2 separate regions of the Mus musculus genome follow, and region 1 is linked to region 2. Evidence: chromatin loops called from intact Hi-C (ENCODE). Cell type or tissue: heart. All regions are shown on one strand. Each heading gives the region's core, and the rest is flanking DNA. Links, peaks and the distances in the headings are about the cores only.

Region 1 (11,369 bases), core at 1,485-9,484, 390 kb after region 2:
TGGCTGAGAGAATGTTCCACATCCCGAGTCATCAGGGAAATGCAAATAAAAAACAGTTGGAGATTTTATCTTCCATCAGTCAGAATGACGGAGATCATTAGAACACGTGCCGGCTCAGGCTGGTGAGGATTCCGAGGAAGGGGAACACCCACTGCTGGTCAGAGTGCAGACTGGAACAGCCACTGTGGGAATCTGTAAGGCAGCTCCCCAGGAAGCCGGGAACTGGTCTACCTTAAGACTCAGCTAACCACTCCGAGGCATCTACTCAAAGGACACTTCACCCTCCTATGGAGACGCTTGCTCATCCCTGTTTGCTACTGCTCTTAATACACAGGAAGAAGAAGGGCTGGAGAGACGGTTCAGTGGTTCAGAGCACTGACTGCTCTTCCAGAGGTCCTGAGTTCAATTCCCAGCAACCACATGGTGGCTCACAACCATCTGTAATGGGATCTGATGCCCTCTTCTGGTGCTTTTGAAGAGATCAATGGTGCATTCATATACATAAAATAAATAAATCTTATGAAAAATAAACAGCTAAGAACTGGAAACAGACCCCTCAGTTGACGAAAGATGATGAAACCAGGCTATGTTTACACAATGGATATTATCTGGCTGTTAAGATAAATGGAATTTATAGGCAAATGGGCAGAGCTAGAAAAGATCACCCTCAGTGAGAGAGCCTGTCTGTTCTTCTCACAAGTCAGAGTACAGCTTCCTGCTCAGCTCAGGGTTTCCTCTACACACACGGCTACCCAGAGTGAATGTCAGTGTATATGTACCTTACACAGAGCACTCAACCTCAGCAAAAATACCTCTGCACACTGACCAATGTTGGCAACATAGCCAGTGTGGCTCTCTGAACATACATGAAAGTTGAAAGCTGAAAACCATTTCCCCATCAGTCGGTTAAAACAGATGGGTATAAAGGTAACATCAAACATCCAGGCACGTGGGAGGCAGGGGGATGACTGAGAAGAAAAGTAGAACAATGATCCAAGGATGGAAATGACATAGTGAAACCTACCACTTTGTACACTGCGTAAGAAAAATCAAAAATAAAAAGCACAGCCCTTACACACCACTGATGCCAGCCCTGGCAGCTCTGACTCTGACACCAGCCAGATCTATTTAGGAAAGCTCCTGTTTCAGACTGGTGGTGGTGCACATCTTTAATTCTAGCCCCCCAACCCCCTCACCCGGGAGGCAGAGGCAAGTGGGTCTGTGAGTTTGAGGCCAACCTGGTCTACAAAGAAAGTTGCAGGACAGCCAGAGCTACACAGAGAAGCCCTGTCTCAAAACAAATGAGCAAATGAACAAAAGAAGGGAGGGAAGGAGGGAGGAAGGGAGGAAGGGAGGGAGGGAGGGAGGGAGGGAAGGAGAAAGGAAGGAAGAAAAGAAAAGAGGAGAGAAGAGAAGAAAAAAGAGAAAGAGGAAAGGAAGGGAAAAGAAAAGCTAAGTTCTAGGTATAGTGAGACCCCAAGATCTGTTCTCAATACCCACATGACAGATCAGAACTATCTATACTCCAGTCCCTGGGAATCTTCTGTCTCTGGCTTTCATAGGCACTGGGCAGTTGCATGGTCCACATGCAGAGAAAACACCCATACGCTTAAAATAACAAAACAACTTTTAAAGAGATGTGAGAAAAAAAAATTTTTTTGAGTAAACATCCACTATGGCTTTATATTAGTGGTTACACGAATGGCAGACTAATTTCACCAGCAGAAAGCAGGCTATGGGGAATGCTCGCTCAAGGGTCCCCTAAAGGAAAGACACACAGATTCACAATTCCTCCTTTCAGGGATTTAACCCACTATAAATCTAAACTGTACTTTCAGAACTAAGTAATTTAAAGGCTTTAAGTATACACAAAGAATTCTGTGCACACACAAAGAATCAAGTACGAGGGGTCAAACACTGGGCAGGGGCTTCCAGTTACGACACTGAAACAGACAATATTGACCTCTGCCCGACCTCGGGATCCAGCAGGACAGTCAGGAGGATGTCTGGTTCTGTGCCCAGTCTCTCACTTCCTCTCTCTACCTCTGCTTCAGTGGTCCCCAGGGGCTCCCTCAGCCTCATCCCCACCCAAAGCCACAGCACCCTCCTTCCTGACCCAAAGCACCCATCCCCTGCTTCCTGGCCTAGTGTCTGAGACCCAGTTAATATGTTTAGGAAAGTGAATGTGTAACTTCCCAGCTCACATGCACTTAATTTTCACAAGCGATCTTGGGGCCATCTTTGAGAACTACTGCCCCGTGCCCCAACTGGAGAAGCTGGTGGGAGTTAACCGCGTCGGTTTTTGGAAGGTCCCTCACATATGCAGTTCTTTCTGTGGAGCAGATGGATGCCTTTGCCCATCTGTAAGGCAGTGAGGCAAGACCTGTGGGAGTTACAGTAATGACTGGCATACATTCCTGATCTTCAAAACTCCAGCAGGAAAAATTTTAACAAGCTAATTAGGAAAGAATGCTACGTGTTATAGCAAAAAAAACGCCTGCTCAGTGCTAAGTACCAAAATCAACCCCGTCTGCCCTCCTCCCCAAGCTTCCGGTGCCCCTCTGCTTTCCTGACGACACATCATGACTCCGCATTTTCTCCAGGCGACTGTATGCTCGAGAACTGAGGTCATGCCCTGTTTCTCTGAGTCCACAGTGCCTGATAAAATAATAAATGCTTGGCGACACTGTGTCATTAGCAACCTGAACCGGACTGTGAGCTGCTTCACATTAGATTCTGAACACTCACTTGGGAAGCAGCTGCTTGGAACTAAGATGAGAGAGCACTGTGTGCTCCAGCATTTAGATAAAGCAGATCACCAGCATCATTCCAGGGAATCGGTACATCCTAGCATCCTTTGTAAGTGTCGTACAAGGAGCGTGTCTCCTGCCCATATGCATGTAAAGTATAGAAAAATGGCCGGAACAAAGTGCTGCTTCATAAAGCAGGCCCAAATTTAAGTTTCAGCTCGTTGGTTAAGATCCTGCCTTGTGGGTGTGAGAACCCCAGTTCAGGTCCCCAGAAAGAAGAAAAAGGAGTCAGAGAAAGAGCTCAAAGGCAAAGAACACTTAGTGTTCTTACTGAAGATGTGGGTTTGGTTCCCAGCACCCATACCAGGTGCTCACAACCATCTGCAACTCCAGTGCCAGGGGATGGGATGCCTATTTCCTTGGGCAGCTGAAAGCACACGGTGCACACAGACAAGCAGGCACGCACGCGCACACACATAAATAAAAATGAAAACCGTAAAACGGCACAATAGACACCGTCATTCTGGCAAGGTAGGAACAGAGACCGCCTGATGTAGTATCTAGGCCAATGAAAGCCAGGGCAGGGAGTTAACTTGCCTTATATTTCCACCACGCCCGGCATAAAGTATTTTTTTAAAAACCCAAAAAACAGCCGGGCGTGGTGTCATACGCCTTTAATCCCGGCACTCGGGAGGCAGAGGCAGGCAGATTTCTGAGTTCGAGGCCAGCCTGGTCTACAGAGTGAGTTCCAGGACAGCCACAGCTACACAGAGAAACCCTGTCTCGAAAAACCAAAATAAATAAATACCCCCCCCAAAAAAACAAACAAAAACTAGTTAAGAGGGCTAGAGAGATGGCTCGGTGGTTAAGAGCACTGACTGCTTTTCCAGAGGTTCTGTGTTCAATTCCCAGTAACTACATAGTGGTTTACAACCATCTGTAATGGGATCTGATGCCCTCTTCTGGTGTATCTGAAGACAGCTACAGTGTACTCATATACATAAAATAAATAAATCTTAAAAAACAACAAAAAGCAAACAAACAAACAAAAAAAAAAAACCACCTAGTAAGAGTAGGTGCCTCACAGAAATCGATTTAGAACACATCTCCAACTCCCTCGTGATAAGTGAGAAGAAACTGAAGCGATGGCCACAGGAGCTATCCACCCTTCACGCGGGTACTGTCCTATCCCTCCGAAGACCTCCCCTTCCCCATCATAAGCGCTCTTCTAGGTCCTCTGCCTTCCTGTCCTTCCCTGGGGCTCCCTGACCTGGAATGCAGGGAAGGACCCTGCGCCAGACACCCTACCAACCTTCCCTCATCAGCTATGCATCCCACGTGGGGCGAGCCCCTATCTCACCATCTCGGCAGAAGCCAGGGTTCAGTGTTTTATTTCCCTTTGGGACCTATAAAGGATGTGGGGGAGGCCGTGTAACCAATGATCACAGCCAGAGACCTACAGCCCAATGGCATCGGCTTGGGTCCCAGCTCTGCCACTCTGGCCTGGGTAACTTGGGGAGTAACTTGGCTTATATTTCTACCTGTTTATAAAGTATCTTTTTAAACCCCCAAAAAACAGCCAGGCGTGGTGGCGCACGCCTTTAATCCCAGCACTCGGGAGGCAGAGGCAGGCAGATTTCTGAGTGAGCAAGTTTCCTAACTTCTTGGAGCGTCGGTTTCTTCACCTGTAAAATGGGGGTTACTTGAAACCATCGCGGGAGATGCTTACACGGGTCTGGGGCGGCGAGAGGTCGGGCGGGCGAGCTTGTGGAGCCACCAACGCCCTTGAGAACCTGCGGCTGAGGCAGGGCGGCCCGTTGGCGACCTGTGCCCCTCTCCGCTCCGGCCCAGCAGCCGACTCCTCGGAAGCTCCGGGAGGGCAGTGCCGGGCTGCTCGAGAGCAAGGAGGAGCGCGCTGCCGGGGCAGCGTGGACAGGCGCTGCTCGGCCGTACCTGACACACCCTCGCCGCTCCTGCCCTCCGCGCCTCCGGTCCCCCTCCTCCTTGCTCTCGAGCAGCCCGGCACGCGAGGGGGGTGGGGGGCGGTCCACGCGCGCGGGAGGAGGAGGAGGATGGCGAGCGGAGGGCGCGCGCCCCCTGCCGGCCAGGGAAGAGATAAGCGATGGGCCGCGCCAACAGAGCTAGCCTGAAGAGGGAGAGGAGGAGAGTATTGGGATGGAGATGGGAGTGAGGGTGGGGTGGGGGTGGGGGGGGTGAGGATGAGGATGGGAGTGGGCGAGGATGGGGATGGGTGTGGGAGAGGATGGGGGTTGGGAGCAGCTTGCTTTTCCGTGGATCTCATACACTTGTTTGTTTTCTTTGACTTTTTAAAAATGTGTAGGTAGCCCACAGGTGTCATGGTTAATGTCGAGGTCATATGGAGGTCAGAGGACAACTCAAGCCAGCCGGTAGTGGCACATCCAGGCCTTTAATCCCAGTACTAGAGGGAGGCAGAGGCAGGTGGGTCTCTGTAAATTCAAGCCAGCCTGGTCTACAGAGAGAAACCCTGTCTTGTAAAAACAAAACAGAAAACTCAGGGATCAGTTTTCTCCTTCCATCATGTGGGTCCTGGGGATCAAACTAAAACTCATCTCCTGAGGTTTGATGGCAAGCACCTTTATACTGAGCCGTGCCTCTGGATGCTTTTTACTAATATGTTTGTGGTTTTTGAGGTAGGGTCTTGTGTCTAACCAGGGCTCACCTGGAAACTTGCTAAACTGTTTGGTAACCGAGTTTTGCTTTAGTTCTTTAGTTTGGTTCTAAAGAACTTGGGACCACTCTGCTCCCACAGCCTTATCTGGCAATGGGTAGTGGGGTAATTTGCCATCCTGCCATGCTGCTTTTGAAAAATAAGCTGCCTTTTTTTTTAAGGTTTTATTTATTGAGACAGAGTTTATGTAGTGCCCAGGCTGACCTTAAATTAAGGAGCCTCTGTTTTTTGCCCCGTGTGTGCTATATGACATACACACACACACACACACACACACACACACACACACACATATATATATATATGTATACATATATATATATACAGATAGGCATGCACTGCTATGTTTACTCTTGATTTTATTCTTCCTTCCCCTGTGTGTGTATGTATGTGTGTGTGGGGTTACACATGTGTGCCTGAACACATGGGCAGATAGCATCTCGAACCTGTAAGAGTTTTCCTTGCATTGCTGAAACCCACCTACGTATCTAGTAAGGTCTTGATTTATGATTATCTAATCATAACCATGAGACTACAAAAATTCACATAGCAGCTTTTGCACTGGACCACGTTATTCCAGGCTAGCTGCGGTCTCTGGTCATAGTCAGTCATAGTGTCTCGTGCCCTTTGAGATGACAGTCGTGTTTTTGCGTTGACCACTAAGAACATTCTAGTCTCCCCTCTGACCTCTGACTCCTATGCCCACGCCTTGATCTGGGACTATAAACTTCACCAAAATATCACCTTTGTGCTTTTGTCTTTGATGTTGTCCAAATGCCTGCCACAGTGCCGGGGAGATTATAGTAATTAGGTATTGAAGGAAATGCTGGGTTTTAGTAACAGTAATAGAATGGCCCACACGATAATGCTGCTGGACTGCAGGTGCCTATTTCACTGTGTAAAATGTTGAAACTTAATTTTTGGTTTTGATTCTCTGTCTCTCTCTCTCTTTCTCTCTGCTTGTGTGTGTGTGCCTGTGCGTGCACGCACGCACCCGCACTCGCATGCATGTTCCCATGTGCTTGCAGACACCTCCCTCATGATCCTCCTTGATTTGGGGCAGGGTCTCTCTTGTTTTCTGCTGCACATACCAGGATAACGGCATCCAATGCTCCCGAGATTCTGCAGTCTCTGCCTCCCATCTCACATTGGGTGTGCCAGCCTTTCAGACTCTCACTGCTACATCCCAATCCACTCAGATGGCCAGGCCTGTGCAGAACCTTTCCACAGCCATCTCCCCAGCCTCTTGGTTTCTGGTGTTCTGAGACAGGCTTTCACTGTGTAGCCAACTGGACCCAACCTTGCAATCCTCCTGCTTCAGCCTTCTGAGTGTCCAGATTATAGGCATGCACCATCTTTCCTGCCAAACTGTTTCTCTTCTAAAAAAAGATTGTAAATAGGATTGCACTAAACATGTTTGTGTTTGGAACTTAAGGCTGTCCTGACATAGTGCCACGTGGGGGTCAGACTGCAGACCCCCTCTGTGTCCCCACTAGTGAAGATTGCAAGTGAATTTTTAACCTTAGATGGTCACAGGCCTGCTCAAGCACAGAACTGCAGTTCTGGGCCTGTGTAATATTCTGTCTGTCCTTCGTTTTACTTACAGTAATCAGAGCCTCCTGCAGGTCCTTGGCAACTGTTGAAATAGTCACTGAACTTTCAAAGGCAGAGCTCTGCCCCTCAGGATCCAGGCTGGGTCTCTTTTGTTCCATGCTATACCAAGACGGTTGCTTTAGGGGTTTTGTTTTGCTTTGTTTTGTTTTCTTCTTTTTAAAGACTGGACTGTTTGGTTTCCGGGACCCCCTCCCCCCAACAAAGGACTGAGGTCATATTTTACATATCAAAGCAGACTTGTCCTCCACGTTCTCCCAGCATCCCTTAGTCCCTACTTTGCCCCCAACCTTGAACTTTCCTGCCCTGGGGCTGGGCTGCCCTTCCTCCAGAGGCTCTTACCTAAATAACCCAGACATTTAGGGCCCTCTCCTCCTCCTCATTCCTCTTCCTCCTCTTCCTTCCTTCCTCCCTCCCCCCTCCCTTCCTTCCTTTTTCTCTTTCTTTCTCTTCCCTCTCACCGTCTTTCCCTCTCCATGGCGACTTCCCTGGCTTCTTCCCTTAGGGCCAGTGAATTCGCCCGCCCCAGAGCAGCTTCCTAATAAACCTGCTTTAATATGTTATAATCTGGCTTGAATTGGCTCATGTCACTGGTAGAGAAATAACTCTTCAAGGACCTCAGAACTAGAATTCTCTGTGTAGCCAGGCCTTGACCTTCAGATCCTCCTGGAGCTGGGCAATCCAACCTTGCATGGTTGGCAGGTTCTCTATAAATGCAGCGACATCCCCAGACTCTTTTTCATCTTCAGTGTTTTGAGACAAGATCCTGTGAAGCCCAGGCTGGTCTTAAAATCCAGATCTCTTGATTGCCACCGGTCACCGCCATGGCCAGCTAGAGGTACCTTTTTTTAAAGTGCAGTTTAGCCGGACAGTGGCGGTGCACACCTTTAATCCCAGCACTCGGGAGGCAGAGGCAGGTAGATTTCTGAGTTCGAGGCCAGCCTGGTCTACAAAGTGAGTTCCATGACAGCCAGGGCTATACAGAGAAACCCTGTCTCGAAAAATAAAAAAATAAAATAAAATAAAAACATAAAAGTGCAGTTTATGCTAAGATTACAATAATCACAATTCCAGTTGTATCTTGACCTTTTTTTTTCTGTTTAAAGCATACATTTAACTAAAAACATGGACACACTGTGTCATTTCCCCCACCACACACCCCCAGTCTGTTGTGCTTGTAAGCCAACACTTCCTTAGTTACTTACAATGAGGCATCTCTGGCTGCCCCCTGGCACCGTTATCTCTGTTTTTCTGAAGAGAATTCGGGTGGTCTGTGTTTACTCAGCCAGGATCCTACTTAAATCCAGATCCCTTGACCTCCAGGCTTCCCATCTGAACCAATATCACAATGACCTTAGCATCCTCTAACCCGGTGATTCTCAACCTGCAGGTCACTACCCCTTGGTGGCTGAATGACTATCAGCCAGTTGGTTATTTCCTGATTCCGCTAGGCTCCTCCCAGGGCCCTAGCAACAGGATTATATCATTACTGGCTGCTACCGGGTGCCTGAGCATAGAAAAGGACTGCTCACCACCGCAGTTCTCTCTCTCTCTCTCTCTCTCTCTCTCTCTCTCTCTCCCCCTCCCTCCCTCCCTCCCTCCCTCCCTCCTTTCCTCCCTCCTTCCGTCCCTCCTTCCCTCCTCTTTCTCTTCCCAAATGTTCCCAGCCCCTCGGTCTCCTCCTGCATTTCTGTCTGTCTCTGTCCCCCACCCTTCTTCTCTGCCCTCAAGGCTCTACTCACATCTGCCTGCCTCTACTCCTTCCCAGGGGGGGGGCTCCCGCCCTCCCTCCCTTCCCCCAGCTAACCCCCCTTTATACCAGATCTGTTGCATGGCGTGACTTCTCAGGAGGACACCAGGTACCTCCTCACCACATTGTATTTTATAACAGTGACCCTTTCACAGGGGTTGCGTATCATATATTTATATTACAATTTAATAGCAGTAGTCGAATTATAGTTATGAAGTACCAATGAAATAATGTTATGGTTGGGGGTCAGCACAACATGAGGAACTGTAAAAGGGTTGCAGCATTAGGAAGGGTGAGGACCACTGCTCTAACCCCTAGGCATGAGTGAGACACATTACTCCCTGGAACATTTGTTTTGACATTAATTTAATTTAATTATAAATGACTTGTTTAAAGAGCATCAAAAGACGGGACATTGTGGTTGCACGCCAACATAATTCTCAGTGACAGACTTGCTATCTTCTCTTCCTGGGGAGGATGGGTCCCAGGGGGCCAGCTCTCCTGGCTTTTTTTCCCATCATGCCTTTCAGCCTCCTTTTCGACTATTGCAGGCCTCCTTGGCACTTGATATTGAAACTCGCTGAGGCGTGGTCCTTGAGTCACCAGGCCTCCAAGCTTTAAATGTCACCCCTCCAGCAATGACTGCCAAATGTTTATCACCTGCCCTGACCTTGTCTGTGGAGCAGGCCAGGGCGTCCAACTGTAGACTTGCATGCCTACTTCAGTGTCTAGTAAATACCGGAAACCCCAGCTGTCCAAAAGCATTGTCTCCTTGAAATGGAAACTCAAGGGTTCTCTGAAAAGTCATGTTTTGCTGGAGCAAACATGTGAACAAGTGTTTTCCTGAAGCAGACACAGGTGAAAGGATGTTTAGCTAAAGCAAACGTGTGAAAGGACACGTGAAGACGGATTCTTCACTAGTGAGGTGCATGTATTGGTTCGCCTTACATGCGATGTCTAGCTCTGTTTATCATGACTGCACAGAGATGCAGACCGAGAGGCTTCTGGTGGTGCTTTGGTGGCACAGTTCTGCATTGTCCTGCATCCTCGGGCTCCGGCCCATTGGCAGAGTGATGTCAGCTGATACGGACACACTTGGAGTTTTGCTAAGACAGACTCGTGTGCTGAGGCAGACCCGTGGAGGACATGTAATGTTTTGAGGGACTGTAAATAGGACTCAGCGGACAGTGACGGGGGATGGGGAAGGGGAGGGGTCCTTGCATTGCTTGCTTGTAGAGCTGGCTTTGCAACACTTCTTGGATTTGCATCTTATCTGACCTTTGCTTCATTGAGAGAGGCACAGCAATGAACCTTTTCTGGCGTTCCTGGTGATCCTGGTTCCTCCTGCTGATTTCTCTGAAACCTGGCTGTTGCTGCTAGGTCGTGCCACAGCTGCCGCTATCCCGACACTACTGGACTGGACTGCTGGTGTATCTGTGAACTGTTTGTGAGCGGATCGAGCTGCCACTGCTGACCTGTGAACTGAACTGCTGATTTCCTGACAACGCAGATGGGATTTGTTCCAAAGAACCATTTCTAAACAGGTCCACTTCCCCCGTATCCTAATAACCTTTCTTTTCCACTGCCTCTGGTGGGTGGTGGGCTAGAAGGGAGGTTAAAGCGTTTAAGAACCCATATTAAAAGGAGGATTGAAAATACTAAAGCCCGCACCTCCTCCCCAGAACCACTCTTCCCCACCTGGTGTTCCTCCTGGTCTCCCCCGCTGTCTCAAGCCGAGACTAAGGCCTGGCTGTCTCTGCTAGGTCAAGTCACTGCTACTGCTAACCCAACTCTACTGAACTGGACTGCTGGTGTATCTGTGAAGTGTTTGCGAGGGGACCAAGCTGCTGCTGCCTGCTAACCTGTGAACTGAACTGCCGATTTCCAGACAACAGAGACGGAAAGTTGCTCCAAAGAACCTTTCGAAACAGGTCCCCTTCCCCCTGCCTCCCACCGCCTGTATCCTTTTCTTTCCACTACCTCTGGTGGGTGGTGGGCTACAAGGGAGGTTAAAGTGTTTACGAACTACAAATAAGGTTTGAAAAAATTAAAGTGTGCGTGTGTGTGTGTGTGTGTGTGTGTGTGTGTGTGTGTGTGTGAGAGAGAGAGAGAGAGAGAGAGAGAGAGAGAGAGATCACAGTTCTGCAGCCCTGATAAAAGGATGAGTTTGTCCCTCCCCACTTCATCTCTCTGGTGTGATCTCTCATCTCCACCTTCTGCCATGGGTTGATGCAGTAAGAGGACTCGCACCAGAAGCTGCCCCTTGACCTCATACTTCCCCGTTCTTCTTAAAGGTTCCATTATCAGGCTATCTGTTAGCACACACAGGACTAAGACAGCTGCCAGTCTCTAGCATGAACCTGTGTTGGGAGGTCCCGAGTGCTGACTGTCCAGGCAACCTCTCAACGCTGCCTTCCTCCATGACTCTGTCTTGCTCACTCCCTTCCTGCCACACCACTTGCTTTTCTCCTGCTTCTCTTTCAGCACTGGGCTTGCTGGGTCAAGTGCATCCAGAATATTCTGATCTCCTTTTCTCATGGCATTTGAG
Region 2 (11,369 bases), core at 2,187-10,186:
ACAACCCCAACTAAAACAGCAGCTGAGTAATTCAGTTTCATTCAAATAAAAGATGTTTGCTTTCTATTGCTGTAATAAACACCATGGCCCAATGCAATATGGGAAGGGGCTTATGTGGGCCATCATTTGGGAAGAGGTTTCAGCAAGAACTCAGGCAGGAATCTGGAGGCAGGAACTGAAGCAGAAATCCTTGGTTACTGGCTTGTTTCATCTACCTTTCTTATAAAGCACAGACCCATTGCCTAGGGATCGCAACACCCTTAGTGGGCTGGACCCTCCTGCATCAGTTATGTTAAGAAAATGCCTGACAAACATGGTCACAGATCAGCCTGATCCGAGCAGTTCTTCAGTTGAGGACCTACCTGCCTTCCCAGGTGATTGGTTTGTGTCAACTTGACAGCTACATATTGAGTTCAAGGCTAGTTTGGACTATATAGAAAGACTTTGTCTCAAAACGAAAAGCACACAACCAAACCAACCAACCACAACAGCAAAAGGACAAGCCTTTAAACATGAAAACAGGCAAAGACCTTGAATAGCTACTTCTTTGAAGGAGATATAGAACTGTGTATGTATATTACCATAAAGCAATGCAAATTGTCTCAATATGTAATTCGGATATACACTGTGAGATTCAGAAATGAATCACAAAATGATTCTGAGTTCAATATTCATTGGAATACTTTAAAATGGATTTAAGGGGACATATTTTTAGGGAGCTTAAATTGATTTGGGTGGGTGATGGATAAAGATGACTTTGGTAACATGATCCTGGGTTTTCAATCATCTCCTGGCAATAAGAGAAGGCAGACGCATTGTATCTCATGAGGCTTCTTTTCAGATTTACATTGCTTCTAGGCAGAAGTGCTGGTGGTCTGTCTCTGCTGATACTTTTGGGGGCCAGCTGTGTTTCACTGAGTAGAGGGAGGTCTCTTTGCTATGGCTGGTGCAGAGGTGGGAACCTGGCTTGTTCTGGACCCAGCGGGGCCTGAGGAGCAGGAACTGGCAACGCGCTTATTGTCAGCATGGGATTCTCCAGGTTGTTTCTGTCAGCCAGGGCTCACTCACAGATCTTTCCAGAATCTGCTGGCTTCCTTCCATTCCTTGACCTTACCGCTGGCATCTGCTGTACCTGGTCACCCAGAGGAGATTGAGGGCCCCTCTAGCTTTGGGTTGGATGCCCTAGGCCCCCGTGAGGCTGTGGTGCAGGGCGGACCTTCCGGCGCCCATCCTCCTCACCGGAAGTGACTGGTCCCTGGGCTTCTCTGGCCCTCACCCGTGTGCTTCGGGCAGAAAGCTTCATCATTGCTGTGACTGGAGGCCAGGGCTCTTCCTAGAGCAGGGCTATGCTCCGTGAGCTTCTTGAATCTCCTGTGGCAAGGGCAGATGAAGGGATGAGCTGTGACCTGGCCTTTGGGGGGGGGGCACAGTTTCTCTGTCTATAAAATCAAGGGGATACAACATTTGGCACAGATGCCATTTAGAAGGGACACATTCTCAGTGTAAACTGCATGTGTGTCCACCCCCAACCCCTGCTTCCTGGCAGAGAGCGAGGGTGCTCTCCCCTGGTAAAACATGTGAATATTTCAGCAAGAAATGCTCAGATTTTCACAGAAAGTGGGACAAGCACAGACTATAATTAGCCTCATGTTAGCTAAGGTCAGGGTTTGCTGCCAAGCGAGCTTACCTCAAACCTGTCTTTAAAAAAATCTTTTAAGGATTTTCTCCCTTTAATATTCAAGGGTTTTTATGAGTTTCAAAGCTGCAGATGAGGGATGTGGTATTATTCGGCTGAAGCCTTGGGCGCTGTGCAGTGCGATCTCTAGGAGCCCCGCATTTAGGGCCCATTGCTTGGCAGGCAGAGTACGAAAAGGGGACCCTGCTTTTCAGGGTAAACGTCAGCCCTACCCTGAGCTGGATTTTTATGCAGTGTACAACCTGTGCAGTTAGATTCGTTGCTCCGGACCCTGCACATCCCCAGGTTTCTGAAGCATAGGCAACAGTGCGAGGTGTCCTTCTCCATTAAAGTCAGAGCTTTACCTCCGATCCGTACTCCCAGCCAGCAAATGGGAATGTGTCCATATCGTCCCATGGAACTTAAAACACTGCGGGGCTGGATAGTGTCCGAAACAGTAAACGTTAGCACCCACGGCCCACAGAGCATCCTTTGTGAGGTCCGAGAACCTCTCCTTTATGGCCCCAAATGCTGGTCTTCACTCATCAAGTTCCATAGCCCACATCCCTCAGCTGGTTCCTGCTTGTAATTCCCATCCACAGGCACTACCTTTCCAGGTGGTCACATGGCAACTCTCCCTGCCCCTCCTTCTTCTCAGATCCTGAGAACCAGGGGGTTCCATCTACTTGTGTTCTTGATTACTGTAGGAACTCAGGCCCCCCAGCCTGGTTGTTCCTGACCCTGGGTGCCAGGCAGTTATTTGCTGTGGGGATTGGTCTGTAGGGGTCCCAGATCCCGTTTGGTTGAGGATCATTCCTCCAATCACTTTACCTTCCCTCCACCCCTTGGGCCAGTCTTTCCTAAGCAGAATTTAGTATTTTGTCTGTGTATAAATCAGCAATCCTTTAATATAGACCCACATGGGTCAGGACAACTCTGAATGCAGCTTAATGCAGAATCAGAAACTTACCTAAAACATTACCAGTTTTTTGCCATGTGTGTGTGTGTGTGTATGTGTGTGTGTGTGTGATCTGATTGTGTGGCTTACTGTGTGAACTTCGTACATGAGAACATTATGTCTGAATATCAAAAGGTTGGGGGTGTGTGTGCTAGTATCTGGGAAGATGTCTGCATTCGTCCTTGATGAAGAGTCTAAGTCTTTCATGCTCTCTGCCCCTGGCAATGGGTCTGACCTTGGTGGATGCCCTGCCTTTGAGTGAGTGAACAATTCTCTCTGCACAGATGCCAGCTCCTGGAAATGGTGGTGGAGGGAAGCTGGGGACGTCCCAGACTCTCTGCTGCTCACAGATCTGCCCGAGGACAGGGGTGTACAATGGCTTGGGTCTACCCACAGGGAGCTCCACCCAGAGCGAGCTCTGTTCATGGAGACCGTGGGCAACTAAGGCTAAGCGTGTCTAAGACATTCCCACTGCCCACTGGCCTTTTTCTCACCTTGGTTTTGGAAGGCCACTCATCCTATGGCGCTGTCCCCACAGTGCTCACAGTGTGACTTTCCTGTGGGACAGGTGACTTGGACATGGTGTCTTCCCCCTGAGCTGCTGCCCTGAATATTTTGCAGGTGCTGCTGGCCAATAGCACAAGATACTTATAGCTCACCCTGCCATTTAACAGTCCCTGGGACATGCCCCACCCCCACCCCCACCCCATGACTTCCACTTTGTCATTGGCTTTATATAAGTCTAGCCCTTCTGAATACTTGGTCTACATCTGGTAATGACCAGTCCGATAGTTTTTGAAGGCTGGGCCTTTGTTTGGAAGATGGCCCAGCTTTCTGTGTCTGTTTTAGCCTGAATGTTGTCCTTTTTCTGCCGGTTCTCTTATGTTATCCCATGTTGACGATGTCTGTCAACTTGCTGGCCAGCTTCTGTCCCCATAGCTCAGGTTCGACTATTCCTGTTTCTTCCCGGATCTCCTCCTCCCCTCCCCCTCTTCCTCCTCTTCTTCCTCTTCTTCCCGCTCTCCCCTCCTCCTCTTCTTCCTCTTTCTCCTTCTCCCTCCTCCTCCTCCTCTTCTCCTTCTTCCTCTTCCTCCTCCTTCTAAATCTCAGCTCACTAAAGACACATAATACCTGTGAACTCTGGGGTCACCAGATCTGGGGTCAATCCCCTCTCTTTTGCTGTTGGGATGAGTGGGTTGTAGCAGTTGTTAACTATCCTAATCTGAATTCTTATCTGAAGAAAGCGCCCATGCCTTCGCCTTACTTGTTTCTATGGAAAGCACGGATCACCCTGCACGATTTATACTAAATTATGCACTAATGCATAAAGGTTGCTTCCCTCTTGGCCAGCTTTTCTTATGAAAACACATAGCTTGCTGCCTGGCATGATGGTTCAGTGAGCCAGGGGGCTTGCGGCCAATCCTAATGAGTTCCATCTCCAGAACTCACATGGTAGAATGAGAACCCACTCCCTCCACTTGTGCTCTGACATCCACACACAAACCGTCACACACGTAAATACAGAAAATTTAATAACAAAGGAGAAAATACATAATTTGGGGGTTGGGATCTCAGTGAGGGAAGTACGAGCCAGGCGGCGAGCCTGGCAGCCTGAGTCTGGATCCCCATGTCTCTGGTAGCTGGAGTCCTGTCCAAGTGTTTCCAGATTCTTGGCCTCTAATGCAAAGAATTGAAAATAAGGGATGGATTCGCATAGACTTGCAGAGAAGCAAGATAGCTTTATTCAGAGTGTAGATTATAGAGGGATGTCCTGTTAAAATTGACAGCAGGCCACCTGAGTGACAGAACTCAAACTCTGTTACTCTCTGGGGCTAAGGAGAGGGGCTGGTTACTAAGGGGGTTAATTTGGGCGGTTCTTTATTCTGATTGACAGGTTAGGTCATATATTCATTTTCCCCACTACACATGCCCCTTCCCATAATGCATTCTATCTTATGCACACCCAAGTATGCATAGGCATAAGATGCTAAGTAGGGGCTTCTCCCTAAAAGGTTTGAGGATACATTTCTGCTTTACTGTGCATGTAACCCAAACCAGTTCAGACCAGATCATCCCTTCTGTTCTTTGTATATAGATACACTGGGAATACACTTGAATAGAAAGTGACTAAATTTGCTTGTTACCTGGAGTGGCAAAAATCTGTGCTACTGTTCAGGGCTGTGAGCGCCTGGAACCTGATGCGAGGGGGGTGAGGAGGGTCTCCTGAGGTTGCTAGGTGCATTTTGGAGAGGAGTTAGTATATATAGCATATGCAAGTGAACTAGGTTGCAGTGTGTGTGTGTGTGTGTGTGTGTGTGTGTGTGTGTGTGTGTGTGTGTGCACGAGCACGTGCATGTGCATGCATAACCCAAAACCAAATGGGATTCCAAGCTAAACTCTCCTATACTTACGTCACCATTCAATTGTTGGCAGAGACTCACAGAGCCACTCATGAGCCTGGAATTCCCGAGCAGCCACGGTAAGATGGCAGGCAGAGACCCGAGGCTCTAAGAGCACATGTGACAGCTAGCATGGTGTGTGCACCAGTGAACAAAGAGAGACTCTTTCCAAGACAAGGTTGATGGCAAGGGTGACTCCTGAGGCAGACCTCGGACCTCCACATGTGCTCTGTGATACACGTGTGTCCAAATCCACCCACACACTTATATCCAAACACAACATGCACGCATGCGCGCGCGCGCGCGCGCGCACACACACACACACACACACTCACAGAGACAGACAGACAGACAGACATAATTTGGAAAAAGCCACATTGAAAGCAAACATTTTAAGATCCCTTGAGGCATTTGGGACGAGGGCAGAGTGGCTCTTCAGGGACCTTAAGGTCCACACCCAGAGCCCATTCTGGCATTGGACAGTTTGTTCTTTCTGTCTTCAGCTTGGTTCCAGGCAGTGGCTGTTTCTGACTTAACCCAAAAGGTAAAGGGCCTGACTAGGCCCGGCTCCTTCATGCCAATGGGAAAGATCCTGAGCCTTTGTCTTTTCTCCACCATGATGTACTATCACCTTAAAAATATTGCGGAAGAGCTGTGGGTGTGGCCTGGCCGCAGAGCACTTGGCCAGCATGCGCCTCATCCCTGGGTTCAATTCTAAATTTAGCCGTGGACTGTATGCCTGGTAGTTCCAGGAACTGGGCAAGAGGAGGTAGAAGGATCAGGAGCATAAGGTTATCTTCTGATACATAGCAAGCTCAAGCCCTGGGCTCCAGGAGAAAACAAACAAGAAGGAGGAGGAGGAGGAGGAGGAGGAGGAGGAGGAACAGCAGCAGTTCATTAATGCGGAGGTTATTTTTTATTTCCATATTTTGAATGAAGATGCTCCTTGTCTCCCTGGCACACCATACAGGAAGTATATACTTTGATTTCTTACTTGAATTTGGGTATAAACTAATTCTTCCTCTTTTTTTTTTTTTTTTTTTTGGTTTTGTTTTTCGAGACAGGGTTTCTCTGTGTAGCCCTGGCTGTCCTGGAACTCACTTTGTACACCAGGCTGGCCTCGAACTCAGAAATCCTCCTGCCTCTGCCTCCCGAGTGCTGGGATTAAAGGCGTGCGCCACCACGCCCGGCTTAATTCTTCCTCTCTTAAAAAAACCCTTTTTGTTTTATTTATCTGTGTGTCTATTATAAAATGTTCTTATTAAAAGACTGTTGGAAAGTCATACTTTGGGAAAATCTACCTCTTCTCAAGATGGGGCACTTTGCCCTTTTCCCTAATCATCTGTACCTGTCTCTTGGGGGCGAGGCCAGGAGGGAGGGCTTTGCCCACACAAGCCGCAGTCGCTGCACTTCCTGCAGTGTCCAGTTGAGGGCGCCAGTGACACCATCGGAATTTCCTACTGACTGACTGGCTGCAAACAAGCCATTCAGCACTTCTCTCAAGATGAAGCCAGGAAGGTCTTAGTCTGCTCGGCATCCCATGGACCTGCACAGTGGCCGTGAAGGGTCAGGGCTGGGTTAGATGGCGAAGTTACATTCAGTCTGCTTAGCGGGCCTCCTTTGAGGTGACTAAGCCCTGAGGTCTGGGCATGGTGTGAGCTCTTCTGCTGGTGGCAAAGACAGCCAGATGAGTGGACTCATCAGGAACCATACATGGTGTGTCTGAAAACAGAATCAAGGGCTGAGTAGGAGGACTCAGTCAAGTGCTTGCTAAGCAGGGATGAGGATGAAAGTTAGACCTCAACACTCATGTGAGAAAACAAAAACCAGGGCACAGAAGTGTGCACGCGTAATCCCAGCTCTGGGGCTGGCTAGCCTGCCAGCCTAGCTGAAACTGGTGAGCCCAGTGACTCTGTCCAAGATACAAGGTGGGTAGTATCTGAGGAATGATACTCAAAGCTGATCTCTGACGGACACACTCACACACTTACACACATATATACATACACTCATACACATACACACATATATACATTCACACACACACTCACATACTCACACTCTCACACATATACACACTCACACATACACACACATATTCACACTCATACACATACACCAATACACTCACACAATACACACATAGTACACACACTCACACACATAACTCACATATACATAGTCTCAAATACACTCACACACATACATACATAGTCACATACACATACTCTCTCACACATACATACATACAGTCACACATACACACATATTCACACACACACACACACAGAGACACAGTTTTTTAAGCAATGTAATACCATTTTGTTCAGGCTTAAGTTCAGTTCAGGGCAATCCTCCTGCCTCAGTGAGTGCTGGAATTCCGAGCTTGCCAGCCCGCCAAGTATCCCTTCCTTTTGTTTTACTGATAGCTGTTCTGTGTGGCTTTTCTGAGATTTGGGTTTTAGAAACAGCTTTCAAGTGGGATTTTGTGTGTGTGTGTGTGTGTGTGTGTGTGTGTGTGTGTGTGTGTGTGTATAAAAACATGGAAAAGTGTCCTGGCAACAAAGCTAGAAGATTCTGGGGTTTGGATAGCAAATGAGCGTGTACCTTAAGATCTGTATCTGGTGGTAATAAAGCCATCAAAGGGAATGGGGACTCTCAAGCTGGCTCCTGAGTCCATCTTTCCTTCTGGATCCCCCCCCCCCCCAGGTGGCCGTTCTCTTCCCATTTCTGTTATATCACGATGGACCCGAAAGCTCTCTTTTTTTTCTACACAATTCTATTACCTGAATCAGGAACCAAATAAATGTGCTTATCACTTAACCACCTCAAGTATTATGTTACAACAACAGAAAGCAGACCAAGACAATGCCCAGCTGTGGTGTTAACTATCAACTTGATGGAGATTTAGAGTCACCATGGGAACAAACCTCTCGGCATGTGAGAGGTGTTTTCAGACTGAGTTAATTGAGATGATACGGCCATTGTGGGCAGCATCATGCCCTGGGCTGGGATTCTGAACTGAATGAAAAGGAGAAAGTGAGCTGAGCACCAGCCTTCATCTTTGAAAGCCTCCTGGCTGTGGATGCGAGGTGACCAACTGCCACACCCTCCTCACCAAGACTTATGGATCTCTCACACCGTGAGCCAGAACAGGCTCATTCCTTAAGTTGTCCCAGTCACAGGAAGTGATGTGGCGCATCAGAGAGGAGCAGAGGTGAGTCTGCAGATCAGCTCTGTGGTTTCCTAGTTGCAGGAACGGACATCTGCTCAGAGGGAGACATGGTCTAGTGCCAGGGTGTAGGCTGTGAGGATTGGCTCTGCCACCACCCACGGGGGGGGGGGGCTTTATTTCCTCGCTCTTGACACAGAGGCAGGACCACACTAGCCAGAGAATCTTCCAGTGTGCGCAGAGACTTCTAGAGAAAAGCAGAATGAAGCAAAGTTTCCATTCACCCATTTAACAAGGAGGACCTGGCCACTGGGGGCAAGCAAGCTCCACCCTGGCCACTGAGGGGAAGGGGGCTTCACCCTGGCTGGATGACTAGCAGAGTCTCATCTCCACACTCACACACATGAGCAGATCACTTGCAGGCTGAAGGGCACAGCCCACCCCACTGCACTCCCCAGTCTTTCATTAATGAACCAAAAATAGTCCACACACAGAAAACAGATTCTGGCTTTTTTTTTTTCTTCTTCAATTTAATTGAAGTTACTTAGAAAAATAATCAGGCTTGAATGGCTTTTCCTGGAGGAACATTTCACGCATCTGTTGGCAACATAGAATTCAGCTTCTTTAACAGTATAGTAAGATACAGGGAGAGAATTCTACAACAGGCCCTCCTCGACTGCATACAAATATGTAAAAAACACACACTCCACAGAGATGTTAAATTCTATGTCCATATGCTTACTGAGCATGCTCAGAAGAGAATACGGATACCACCTTTTGTACCTGATGAGAGCAGATCAAAATCTGCCTGCTGCTGTCCAAGGGTTCAGCTGTTTCTAGAAGGTCCTGTTGTCTATTCAGAGGGGCTGTTTAGCTCTGCTGGGGGAAAGCTGGGGGGTGCTGGTGGGCAAAACCTGAGGGAGTGATGGAGTCAGTCCTGCTGACAAAGAGGTGGGCCAGGATGGGACATGGGTACCAGGAGTGCACAGGCTTGGGCAATTTGTGTATGTGTGTGTGCACATTTATGTGTGCATGTGTGTGTATGCATGTCTGTGCATGTGTGTCTATGTATACCCATGTGTGCATGTCTACTGTGCATGTGTGTATGCCTATCAATGTGTGCATGTATATGTATATATGCATGTCTATTGTGCATGTGTGTATATGTATACCCATGTGTGCATGTGTGTGTGCATGTCTATTGTGCATGTGTGTGTATACATGCCCATGTGTGTATGTATACGTATGGAGGAGGCCTGGGCAGAGGAAGAGAGTAGGAAAGCAAGCAAAATTCTCTGTGGTTTTGTCAGTTAAAGCAGGATAGTAATGCAATCATTATCACATGAGCTAAGAGTCCTAGGGGCTTATACAATGCTCAGGAGCATTCTTGGAGCATGGGCTAAACCTGTGTGCTCAGAAGGGCTGACCAAAGAGAAGTTTCTGGTTCCCATGTTCTCCTTGTGGCTGCAGAGAAAGCCTTACTCCCAGAACCAGGAAGAAAGGGTTGTCTGAGCCCCCCTCAATGGGCTGCCCTGATTCCCAGACCAGCTGAGAAAGGCACTGGGGCAGGGGGAGGCTATAGGGACTGCAGGCAGGGACCCCTGTGGCTCATAGTCTAAACTTTCTCGATAAATGAGTACACTAAGCAGGCATGTCCTTATCACTCTGCCTGTACCTAGTCCTAAAACACAGCTGCACCTTTGAACAGTGGCTCAGAGCTGGGACGCTGGCAGCTCCCCTTTCTAGCTAAGCACAAGAGGCATGCAGGAGAAAGCTTTTCCAACATTTTTTTTTCCTCAGTAGAAAACACTTGGATTTCCAAGCACATTTCACCAATGGATGTCTTTAGCCAGGAACACAGAAACCTTTCTACACTCTACAATAAACAGTCAAGCCGATACATATTTTGAAAATTGTCACTAGGAAGTGTGAACACAAGACAGGAGAAAGACTCCCTCATTCTGGAAGCGTATTGATACACTCTCCCCAGAAGGACAGTCTTTCTCCCTGTAAGAGAGAGAAAGGGAGTAAGTACCATCTGCACACAGCACTGGACCACAGACGGAAGACAAACAGATGCGGACCATGGAAATCAACACGAATCTCCATTTAAAACTCCTGAAGCACACAGTGAACAGTTCCAAACTGTGGGTGGAAGTGAGGAGTATCCCCACGAGGCCATTATCCCCACCAAGTGGCCTTTAAGGTGTCCTTAAGCCACCTGCCCCACTCCATAACACCCTAGGCTTCCCTCCGCTGTGCTTGGAGGGACGGGATCACTCTCTGGGGCAGTATCCAGATGAAGACACCCCAACTAGGTAAAGCAACACTCTCATAAAGTTCCCAGATGGACACTGTTTCTGCTGATTTGTGGAAGGATCTAGGAAGCAGCTGTCAATCTTTGCAGACCTCAGACAGGCTAGATCACCCTCACTGAAGGCTACTGTGTGAAAAACCAGCTAAGACATGGTCTGCCATACAGGATACCTAGGTCATGCAGCCCAGAAATGCTACATTCTCCCAGTTTCACAAGGCAGACTATGTATTCAAGGCTCTGAAAACTCCTGCAGACAGGAACCTGACTTAATTTTGTTTTCTAAGGATATGTGACCACAAACTGATGCCTTGGAGAGCCTGGGCTCGGTGGGACATGCATCAGCTACACCACGCCCAGGGCCTGAGCACCATGACTGCCTCTCTATTCCAGGGACAGCCAAGATCTGTCACTGTTCTTGGTCACACACATGACATAAATCTATTTATTAAAGGCGAGGGGAGAGAAATTGGGGAAGGTACCTGCGTTTTATAAATAGCCTCAGGCAGCCACTCTGGCTCACATTTCTCTCACATTAAATAAAATAATTTCCTCTGCGAGACAGTGTAGCAGTTACCGCTGCCCCCAGCCTCCTTGTGAGCCTAACAATACCATTTTAATAGTTTCTGTGAATAAATTACTCAATTTTATGTTTTTCAGAATATTCTTACCCCCTTCACTCTATACTGCATCAAAACAAACAAAACCCCACAAAAACACAAAAAGCAAAATTTACAGCCTACCAGCTCCCTTATCATCAGAACTATGTACAGCATCTGCTACGTACCCGGACACTGGCTGTCATGGGAATGTGGCTCAAATGTCAACCGCAAAGTATCAGAAACAACTAG

Evidence for each region. Hi-C counts contacts between places; a loop is a spot of excess contacts. Peaks named below come from ENCODE experiments on the same cell type or tissue, not always from the same donor. Only the 100,000 strongest peaks of a DNase experiment are listed, where the experiment ranks them.
Region 1: a loop joins it to region 2, with 2.1 times the contacts of the local background. A loop is called at or near these places in 5 of 42 quality-filtered maps.

Annotation. Positions count from the first base shown.
Region 1 is chr10:82,805,470-82,816,838 of GRCm38, reverse strand. It overlaps 1700028I16Rik (RIKEN cDNA 1700028I16 gene), which reads right to left and starts at 4,716. Exons shown (of 3, transcript NR_038042.1): 1 at 4,480-4,716. In heart, for the core only: a CTCF peak has its summit at 4,840 (motif pointing left); DNase peaks (open chromatin) are centred at 4,848 and 9,418; H3K4me3 peaks cover 788 bases; H3K27ac peaks cover 1,065 bases; H3K27me3 peaks cover 676 bases.
Region 2 is chr10:83,193,245-83,204,613 of GRCm38, reverse strand. It overlaps Chst11 (carbohydrate sulfotransferase 11), which reads right to left. Exons shown (of 3, transcript NM_021439.2): 3 at 8,714-11,369. Among named protein-coding and RNA genes, the nearest start is that of Slc41a2, 140 kb to the left of the region's middle. In heart, for the core only: a CTCF peak has its summit at 6,444 (motif pointing right); a DNase peak (open chromatin) is centred at 6,463; H3K27ac peaks cover 700 bases.